Linked DNA regions of Homo sapiens: region 1 is linked to region 2. Evidence: read pairs that join two places in POLR2A ChIA-PET (ENCODE). Cell type or tissue: Panc1. All regions are shown on one strand.

The links. ChIA-PET counts read pairs that join two places held together with the same protein. Peaks named below come from ENCODE experiments on the same cell type or tissue, not always from the same donor. Only the 100,000 strongest peaks of a DNase experiment are listed, where the experiment ranks them.
Region 1: POLR2A ChIA-PET joins it to region 2 with 8 read pairs; 2 of 35 experiments call an interaction of 5 or more read pairs at or near these places.

Annotation. Positions count from the first base shown.
Region 1 is chr2:234,958,945-234,963,944 of GRCh38, reverse strand. All of the region lies in intron 1 of SH3BP4 (SH3 domain binding protein 4), which reads right to left. Among named protein-coding and RNA genes, the nearest start is that of SH3BP4, 9.4 kb to the right of the region's middle. In Panc1, no CTCF peak of the experiment used is centred here; no DNase peak of the experiment used is centred here; H3K4me3 peaks cover 429 bases; H3K27ac peaks cover 4,867 bases.
Region 2 is chr2:234,124,511-234,129,510 of GRCh38, reverse strand. No RefSeq gene overlaps it. Among named protein-coding and RNA genes, the nearest start is that of SPP2, 76 kb to the right of the region's middle. In Panc1, no CTCF peak of the experiment used is centred here; no DNase peak of the experiment used is centred here; H3K27ac peaks cover 973 bases.

The sequences.
Region 1 (5,000 bases), 830 kb before region 2:
ATTACAGTCTTGCGATCAGCAGGAGCCATGACAAACTCTCCCCTTAGTGAACCCAGAGGTCCTGAAAACCAAGTCTGTGCTTTTACCAGATGCCAGATCCAACTGCAGTCCATCTTGTCACAGCTGATCAAGTGACACAGCCACAAAATCACTCTGGACACCCATGACGACATGACCCTGGAGAAGCTTACAACAACAGCTCCGAAGCTGAATGCATGAAAACCATCACTCATCCCCTTCTAGGAGGGAGTGGGCCCTGAAGACCTCCCAACGGAAACACCTCCTGGACTCTAGAACATACAGTTACTCCCAGATGTTAATGCTTCTGAAGCTGGCATGTATGTGTGCATCCTAAAACTGAAGTATGCGTTTAAGGCATCAACATTACTCTGTTGACCCACCCTCCCACTCCAAAAGCGCAGAACGCAAAGCACGTCAGGATCTGGAGAAACAGAAAGCATTCCCCCAAAAAGGATGGGAACAAGTACGGCCGCTCTTAAAGTTCACCAAGTTTTATACAACAGATTCTGGAACTCTTCCCAACGTCACTCCCTTTTGAGGTGCTTTTCTGTATAGTAATTATACAGTCACCCAACAATTAATATAATTATAAGTTCTTCATAGATTTTAAGCACAATAAAAGTAAAAGATTCATTCAAATGAGAAACTTAACATGCATGGAAAAATCTATATATCAAAGATGTTCATTGCAGTGTTGTTTATAATTTCAAAATAACTGGGAAGTGTCTATTCACAAACACTTATTAAACAAACAGGGTACTGTACCTGTACCTATACAAACCTGACATGAAAAATGAGGATGCAAATCTGTATTTATTGATCTGAAAATATGTCAACAATTTTAGATAAAAAGCTATTTTTAAAAGCATAGCATTGCCGGGCGTGGTGGCTCACGCCTGTAATCCCAGCACTTTGGGAGGCTGAGGCAGTTGGATCGCTTGGGATCAGGAGTTTGAGAACAGCCTGGCCAGCCTGGTGAAACTGTGTCTCTACTAAAATATTAAAATTAGTAGAAACTGTGTCTCTACTAAAATATTAAAATTACAGGCAAGTGCCTGTAATCCCAGCTACTAGGGAGGCTGAGGCGGGAGAATCGCTTGAACCTAGGAGGCGGAGGTTGCAGTCAACTGAGATTACATCACTGCACTCCAGCCTAAAAAGTCTCAAAAAAAAAAAGCATAGTATTCATTCAATAAATACTTATTGAAAAATTGCTATGTGCCAGGTACAAAGGCAAGACCACTCACTGTCTCAGCCTGTTTTTGTTTGGAAGCTCTATACTTCAAGCGAAAATATCTGAAAGACGCATATGAAAGTGTCCAGAGTGGTCATCATGGGTGGTAGAATTCCACTGATGTGATTTTTTTTCTTTTTACATTTTCTAGTGTTTCTAAAACAAACATGTACAAACATGTAATTTATTCAGTAATTTAAAATACATAAGCAGAAAAGGTTTTTTTATTATTATTTTTTTTGGAAAAGAAGAGGCCAGGCACAGTAGCTCACACCTGTAATCCCAGCACTTTGGGAGGCCAAGGCGGGCAGATCACTTGAGGTCAGGAGTTCAAGACCAGCCTGGCCAACACAGTGAAACCCCCATCTCTACTACAAATACAAAAATTACCCGAGCGTGGTGGCATGCACCTCTAATCCCAGCTACTAGGGAGGCTGAGGCACAAGAATCACTTGAACCTGGGAGGCGGAGGTTGTGGTGAGCTGACATTGGGCCACCGCACTCCAGTCTGGGTGAGAGAGGGAGACACTGTCTCCAAAAAAACCAAAAGCTGAAAGAAAATCACAAGGAACAATTCTGAAAACAACTCATATGTCTACAAAGTACTTACAGTGAACAAAAGATGTTATCACCTCCCCACCCCACCCAAGAAGTCAGGGCAGGTAAAGACCTCTTGCAAACAAAGGCACAGGGGCCTCCGGCACTTGCTGCTGGTCCTTCTATGCTACCTGCCAGAGCCACACTCCACCCCAGGTCTGGGGACCTGTAGCCTCATCAAACACATCCCCCTCCTCACCCCCACCCCCACCCCCACCACCCCACCTCCTCCAGGAACTTCAGGAACTGGGCAAAGTTGGCATGGATGAGCCCTAAACCTTATTTAGACACTTAGGACTGCATCGAGCCCCTGGTCCACACCTACGAGCTTTTTAAAGGTCAAGTTGAGCATCAGAAGAATATCAAACCCTTACACTCTGTTCAACTCAGATGCTGGAACATCACAGAAATTCTATTAACTCAGTATCTAAGAATAAACTATGGTACATGTACACAAGACAAAAGAAGCAAGGCATGATGAACTGCACGCTGACAAGCATGGGGCTCAAAACCAACATGGAGGCCGGGCGCAGTGGCTCACACCTGTAATCCCAGCACCCGGGGAGGCTGAGGCAGGTGGATCACCTGAGGTCGGGAGTTCGAGACCAGCCTGGCCAACATGGTAAAACCCCGTCTCTACTAAAAATACAAAAATTAGCTGGGCATGGTGGCGCACACTTGTAATCCCAGCTACTTGGGAGGCTGAAGCAGGAGAATCACTTCAACTCAGTGGGTGGAGATTTCAGTGAGCCAAGATCGCACCACTGCACTCCAGCCTGGGCGACAGAGCAAAACTCCATCTCAAAAACAAACAACAAACAAACAAAAACCACAGGGACAATGATGGAGCCAAATCCACAGCTAGCAGTACAGTGGCATTGAGTGTGATCTCATTTAAACTGCCCAACTCCAGGAGCGAAGTACGATGGTCATCATTTTAGAGATCAGAAGGCTGAGCCTCAAAGATGTCCAAAAATGTGACCGAGGTCATAACAGGAAGAGAAGCCAAATATTCGGACACAGACAGGTGTGTGGGGCTCAGACACCCCCTGCTCTTTCCCACTGTGATGTCCCCGCAATGAACCAGGTCCCAACAAAGAGCCATGGAGCTGCCACTGGAAAAAGGAACTTCTCATATTGCAGTCTGTGAAAACGTCATTCCAGCTATTGTTCCCTGACAATGGCTGGGAAACAAAAAACAATGTAAGAAGAACATGATACGTGAGCCATGTAATTCTTACCAAGGATCTTCCTCCATACAACAACTTTCAGTTTTGCAAATCAGGCTGTTTCAAATTTGATTGATTTCGAAGAAACAGCTGTGTACAGAAGTGTCTCAGTGCGTAACACAGGGAAAAGGCCAACAAAAATGGGAAGAATCCAAAACCACGGAAAAATCCTACATTACACAGTGCAACTGAGCATTTCAAGTGTGTGCGCACGTGGCCCCAAACAGTTGCGTCTGCTTTCCCCCAATTCAGCAGTTCTGAAAATCACAGGTGGCTCCAATAAGATACACATATAAGCAAAAATGGGCACTAAGTGAACTCTTGGGATTCTGTTTGTGATGACTAGCCAGTGCCTGATCTCCTGATGTCACCCAGAGTCAGCACCCCCTCACACAGGCCTGAAATGAGACCAAAATTCAAAATTGTGTTGATGTCCTAGTCCCACACTGTAAAGGAGAGAACCAATGGCTGCTGCTCTGTACTGAACCGGAACAGAGCATTCCTCTTACAAACATTTGAAATATCGATTCCTCAAACCACAAGATAAAAACAAAAACCCAACTTGCTAGAGGGGATATTTGGGACAGGGGTAAGGAAACGTGAGACCAGACCACAGCAGGAAGAACCACAACCATATCTGTATTCACCACTTTGCAATGGGGCATAGGCCCTGGGCCTAGCATTCTACATGAATTATGTGTAAGTATTACATCAGCTCCAATCATTATTTTCAGTTAGATCTGAATACCGTACCCTTATTTCCCATTTATGCACAGGACACATACAAATATTTGACGGCACTTGTACATCAACTATGATTGTTAGCAGGATTTAAAAATGCTTAAATGTACATGCATTTTAATAATACTCCATTTATCTCTTAATCTTAAAGCTTTTAAAAAATCAAATCCTCGCCGGGCAAGGTGGCTCATGCCTGTAATCCCAGCACTTTGGGAGGCCGAGGTGGGCAGATAAACTGAGGTCAGGAGTTCAAGACCAGCCTGGCCAACATGGTAAAACCCCACCTCTACTGAAAACACAAAAATTAGCCAGGCATGGTGGCATGCGCCTGTAATCCCAGCTACTTGGGGGGCTGAGGCAGGAGAATCACTTGAACCCAGGAGGCGGAGGTTGCAATCAGCCGAGATCGTGCCATTGCACTCCAGCGTGGGCAAGAGTGAGATTCCGTCTCAAAAAAAAAAAAAAAAAAGTCAAATCCTCTTACAAAGGGCAACAGTGGAAAATGGGTAAACAAAGGCAAGGTAAACCTACCTGAATTAAAAATTAAATTGCACAGAACTACGGGGATGGCCACTGGACAGTATTTATAAGTAAGCCGTTTATTATTCATAGGGAGGAATTACTTCTATCATATATTGTAAGTTTTACTGCCAAGATGTCAAGAAGAGAATATTGGAGTTGTCACTACATGGCTGTATGAAGTCACCACCCTAAGTTTTCACCTTGTCCAGGCTCTCTCTCTCTCTCTGCCAGCTCTTTCATGCACTGGGCATGGTGTCTGAGGGGCTCCTGTGTATGGAGGATGCAGAGATAATAAAATGCAACTGCCCCCAAGCAGCGCCCTGCCTAGGGGGACAACAGACAGGTAAGAAAGCTAGGACACAGGCAGACCCAGGTGCAGGTTCCTCGGGTGTGTCTGAGAAGGCAGTGTGAACTGGGCCTGGAAGAGCAAGTGAGTCTGCTGAATTGAGTCTTAAGGACAAATGGGCCCCCCAGCCAGCCCTCCACAAAGGCTAGTGGGAAAAAGTTGCAGATGTTATGATCTGAGAAAGCATTTGGGGAAGGTCTTTTAACCAGCTGCTCCTGGTGATCAGCTATTCACACCCAATGCTTCCCTCTCAGCATCTGCGGCCACTCCCCACCGCACGGGTACCCCAAGGAGAATTTTCCGCCCCTGC
Region 2 (5,000 bases):
TGATTTTTAAATGTTCTCATGGATTTAAATACCATTTTTATGCTGAAACACACCAGATTTATACCTCTAGGTAGGATCACTCTTCTGAGGTCTAGACTCACATATCCACAGTTGATATTTCTAGTTGAATGTCGCACAGTCATTTAAATTTAACATATATAAAACAGAACTCTTATTTCCCCCAACTGACCATACCCCCAAATGGATCCCCTCACATTTTAATTTAAAGCAGCACCATGCAGGCAGGGCTCATGTCAGAAGCAAAGAAAGAAAGAGAGTGAGAGAGAGAGGAAGGGAGGAAGAAAGAGAGAGAGGGAGGGAGGGAGAGAGAAAGGAAGAAAGAAAGAGAAAGAAAGAAAGAGAGAGAGAGAAAGGAAGGAAGGAAGGAAGGAGGGAGGGGAGAAATGAAAGAAAGAAAGAAGGAAGGAAAGAGAAAGAAAGAAAGAAAGAAAGAAAGAAAGAAAGAAAGAAAGAAAGAAAGAAAGAAAGAAAGGAAAGAAAGAAAGAGAAAGAAAGAAAGAAAGAAAAAGGAAGGAAGGAAGGAAAGAAGGAGGGAAGGAAGGAAGGAAGGAAGGAAGAGACTGTATCTCAGCAAAGAGATTCTCCTGCTGGCCTTGAAGAAGTACCAGCCATGCTGTGGGAGGCCTCTGGAGAGAGCCACATGGCAGGAAACTTCCAGTGCCCTCTTGGAGATCCTGAGAGCAGCCCCTGCTCGTAGCCAGCAGCAAAACAGAAACCAACTTCAGCCCTAGGGGCACAAGATCAAATCTGTCAACAATGGGAGAGGGCATGGAACCAGACTCTTCCCCAGTCAAGGACCCAGATGAGAACACAGACCAGTTAGCATCTGGACTGTAGGCTTGTGAGACCCTGAGCAGTGAATTCAGCTAAGCCATGGCCAGACTGCTGACCCATGGAGACTGTGAGATGCTTTAAACTGTTAAGTTTGCTCAGTTTGATAGGCAGCAATAAAACACTAATATAGGGTGATGTTGAGTAATGGACTGAATTTGTGATTCATGTGACGATTAACATTTATATAAGCTTAAATATACTCCAGAAATACAAAGACTATTATTATACCTGTAGGAAAAGGAATTAGAAAACTCTCATGGAGTATAGCATAATGAATTCACTCAACAACATGTAATTAAATGCAGCAAAGTTCATTTTGGGACTCTTTACAAGACTTCATACCTAACATTTTAAGCAGACATCAGCACACAACAAATCATAATTTATCAAGCTACAAAGACACTTCAAGTATCTAATTTGTTAATAAAATCTCACATTTTACATCTCAAATAATTGTCCCAAATTATTACGATATAATTACTCTATATTTTAGTAATAGGAAGGTACTCATTTTATTTTCTTTTAAAGAAAGATGTTTTGTATTCTTTTATGGTTATTCAGGTGTGGCCACCAAAGGGGACAGAGGAGACAAAAATAACCTGTGAATATAATATTCACAGGTTCGAGAGACAGGAAGCACAGCACATCACATAAGGCCACATGGGAAAGACACCAGGATGGTCAGAGGCAGAAGACATGAGGTTTAGGCCACTGTCTTTGTTTGGGTTTCTGAAGGAAAAGCAGGGTAGGGCAGGGCAGCAAGAACAGTTTAGTGTGTAGTTTAGTTTAGGATTGGCTAGTCTGAATAATTGTAGCAGACTTTGCACTATCGGGTCTCTAATTGCCTAGTACCTGGTCCTAGGATGATTAAGGCAGAAGAATATTGACTCCGGGGATATTTGGGAGTATAGATAGGTAGTCTCAGCAAGGGTTAGGTGCATATCAGAGGCATGCTCCTGGCTGGGCTGCTTAGTATCTTTAAGAATTGGCTACCTTGGCTGGGCGCGGTGGCTCACGCCTGTAATCCCAGCACTTTGGGAGGCCGAGGAGGGTGGATCACTAGGTCAGGAGTTTGAGACCAGCCCTACCAACATGGTGAAACTCCATCCCTACTAAAAAAAAAAATACAAAAATTAGCCAGGCATGGTGGCACGTGCCCATAATGTCAGCTACCCAGGAGGCTGAGGCCGGAGAGTTGCTTGAACTCGGGAGCAGAGGTTGCCATGAGCTGAGATCGCACCATTGCACTCCAGCCTGGGCAACAGAGGGAGTCTCCATCTCAGAAAAAAAAAAAAAAGAATTGGCTACCCCAGGAGGGGCAGTCTCACCCAGCCAGAGAAGTTTTTATATACAGAAAATTTAAAAATATTTGCAATACCAGAGAAATAACGCTTAAATATTGGGGTTAGAATAACAAAGGAAAACTAGCTTATATTTGCAATGGCTTCATTGCACCTCTCACTTTAAAAATCTATAAAGATAGTCAAATACAAAAAGGAAGAGCCAGAAGTCAATATCAAGGTAAAATTTCTGCCATGGTATAAACTCTGCAGATGGGTTGAGAAACACATACTCCATCGTCTGAAGTGGAAAAAAAGAAATCTAATTCTCTACAATTTTCTGCTGCTGTTTTTTTTAAAAACAATAAAAACAAACAAGAAGCCAAAACAGCCAGGTGGCCACCTGTCAGTCAGCTCTGCAGACGATTTCTTCTCAGTTAGGAAGGCCCAAAGTTCATCACTCTCCCCTAGCCCTCCCAACGTGGGCTGGTCTCTCCACACCTACTTTCATAGACTGTAATTCTCCGCAGGCCACAGGGTGGGCAGGGCAGGGAATGCACCAACGTGGCTGCTTTTGGGGTATCTCTAACAATAAGCAGAGGTAGCATAAAGCCAGGAGCCCTGAGTACAGAGGAATCCCGGCCTGACACTCACCCCTCTAGGCAAAGACTCACACCCTTCATTGAACTCACTACCAGTTTAGTCAGGACAAATGAAATGGCTGTTGGTTCAGGACAGGAGTCAACATCTATCTTGCACTAGCAGGAACAAGAATCTATCTTTGCTGATGCTCTAGGCCTGCTGCGGTGCAGATCTTCACAGCAACCTTAGAAGGAACACCCTGTATTAAGGGTTTCTCTGTACATAGTGGACTGTAACCTAATTGGACATATAAACAGGCTATAACCTATTCCTGTGCCAATCACGGAGTTTCAGCCCATCACAGGCCGCCCACTGTTCACACTGTGTTCCAATAAGGCAACGCGGAGCTACAGCCAACCTGGCCGTTTTCTGTCCCTCACTTCTGTTTTCCATAAGTCACTGGCCTTTTTCTGTCCATAAATGTTAACCAACCATGTGGCAGCCACAGAGTTGCTCAGAATTTATTTTAGTTCTGGGGGGTGTCCGATGCATCAGTTGTTCTTTGCTCAATTAAACTCTGTCAGATTTAATTTGTCTAAAGTTTTTTTTTTCTTCTTCTTCTTTTTTAAACACTCCATTCTGTAGATCTCAGAGCTAGTAAGTGGCTGAGTTGGGGTCTGAATCCAGGGCCTGGGCTTTTAACCACTGGGCCATATGGATTCCCAGAATTGGAAGTGCCTAAAAATTCTTGCAAATTGGCCATATATATATCTCCATTTATATCCATTTCCCAATTATATATATACACACACATATATCTGTAGTTGTCTTTATGTTTAGATCTGAGAGCTGGAAGCTGCCAGACTCTAAAAAGAGAGGGGCAAAATCTGTTCCAGCTGTCCTGTGCATTGACAAGCACTCAGCCTAGGTAGAATTCTTTATTCTCCATTTCTGAATGAACAGGAACAAAAAAAAAAAAGAAAGAAAGAGAAAGAAAGAAAAAAACCTACTCCTGGGCCCTCGTAGCTTCTGCCTCAAGATGGTATGCAAATGACGATGCAAGTAATTAGCATTAGTAATTAGGAAATGTGTTAGAGACACTGACGACCTCTCCCACAGATGCCGTTTGCATCCCCAGCAGCAGAAAGATTTGTTTGCAAATTACTTTCCACCAAGTCTATTAGAATTTCGTTTCTGGCCTATTTATTTATTTATTTATGCCACACACAATATTCAGGAATCAATTTATTGCTGTCTGGAGATGACTTTCACTGATGAGGACAAAGTCGTTTCCCGTCACTCTTAATACTGTCATTAGCATGAATCCTGTAGTCTCACTAGCTCCCCAGGAGCTGCTGTTTTTGACTCCTCATTGAGTGATTTGCAAATTTAACCTTTGCTATCTGAGATCTCACCAGGTCTCTCCAGGAGGGACCTGGGTGTCTCCCTAGGAAACTCTGATACTGACATGCCCCTGCCCCCACCCCACCCTGCCCCTGGACACCATCCCTGCGCCATCACGCCCCTCTCACCTCAGCTAACAGCTCAGGGTTTTTCTTTCCTCGATTCTAAACCTGCCTTCTTCAAACTCATGCCTTGGACTCCTGGTTCCAGGCCTACACAGAATATGCCCAGGGGATCACCTGGAGTAGTGGAGAGAGAATACATTTTTGATTCAGAAGCCAATCAAGTTATTTGATACAAAACATGTCCTCCCTGAGCCCTTTTTTAAGAAAATCCTTAAAAACATTTGTCTAGTTTATATCACAACCATCTTAGTAAACGCCATCTCCCAATATTACATAAATGCAACTCCTTCTAAAAGAGTTTACTTGCATTGTTCTTATTATGCTATTTCTTTTAAGTGTCCAAACAGAAAGAAGATGTAAATTTGTTACGCTTAATGCCTTTATCTACTCCACAATCAAGACAAATTGACAAAATGATTAGAGAAAGCCCCGGGAGAAGAGCTGGACTGGCACACCCTGGAGGCTGGTGGTGAGGGGCAGGGACAGCAGCAAGAGGCTGGCAGCTTGGACAGCCACCACAACCCCCAGGGACCCCAAGCCCACTAGGGGGTGTGTGGTGGGTGGTGAATACCCCCAGGTTCAATCAGGGGGCCCATGAGAACCACCCTCTCCTCCCACTGAGGACTCCAAAAAGGAGCAATTGGGCAAGAAGACACCAGGAAAAGATGGCACTGCCCACTAATCAGGCAGTGGGGGGCTCAGGACATAGATGTGGCATCATCAGAAAGGAGGCATGTCTCGTTCATTGATGGGT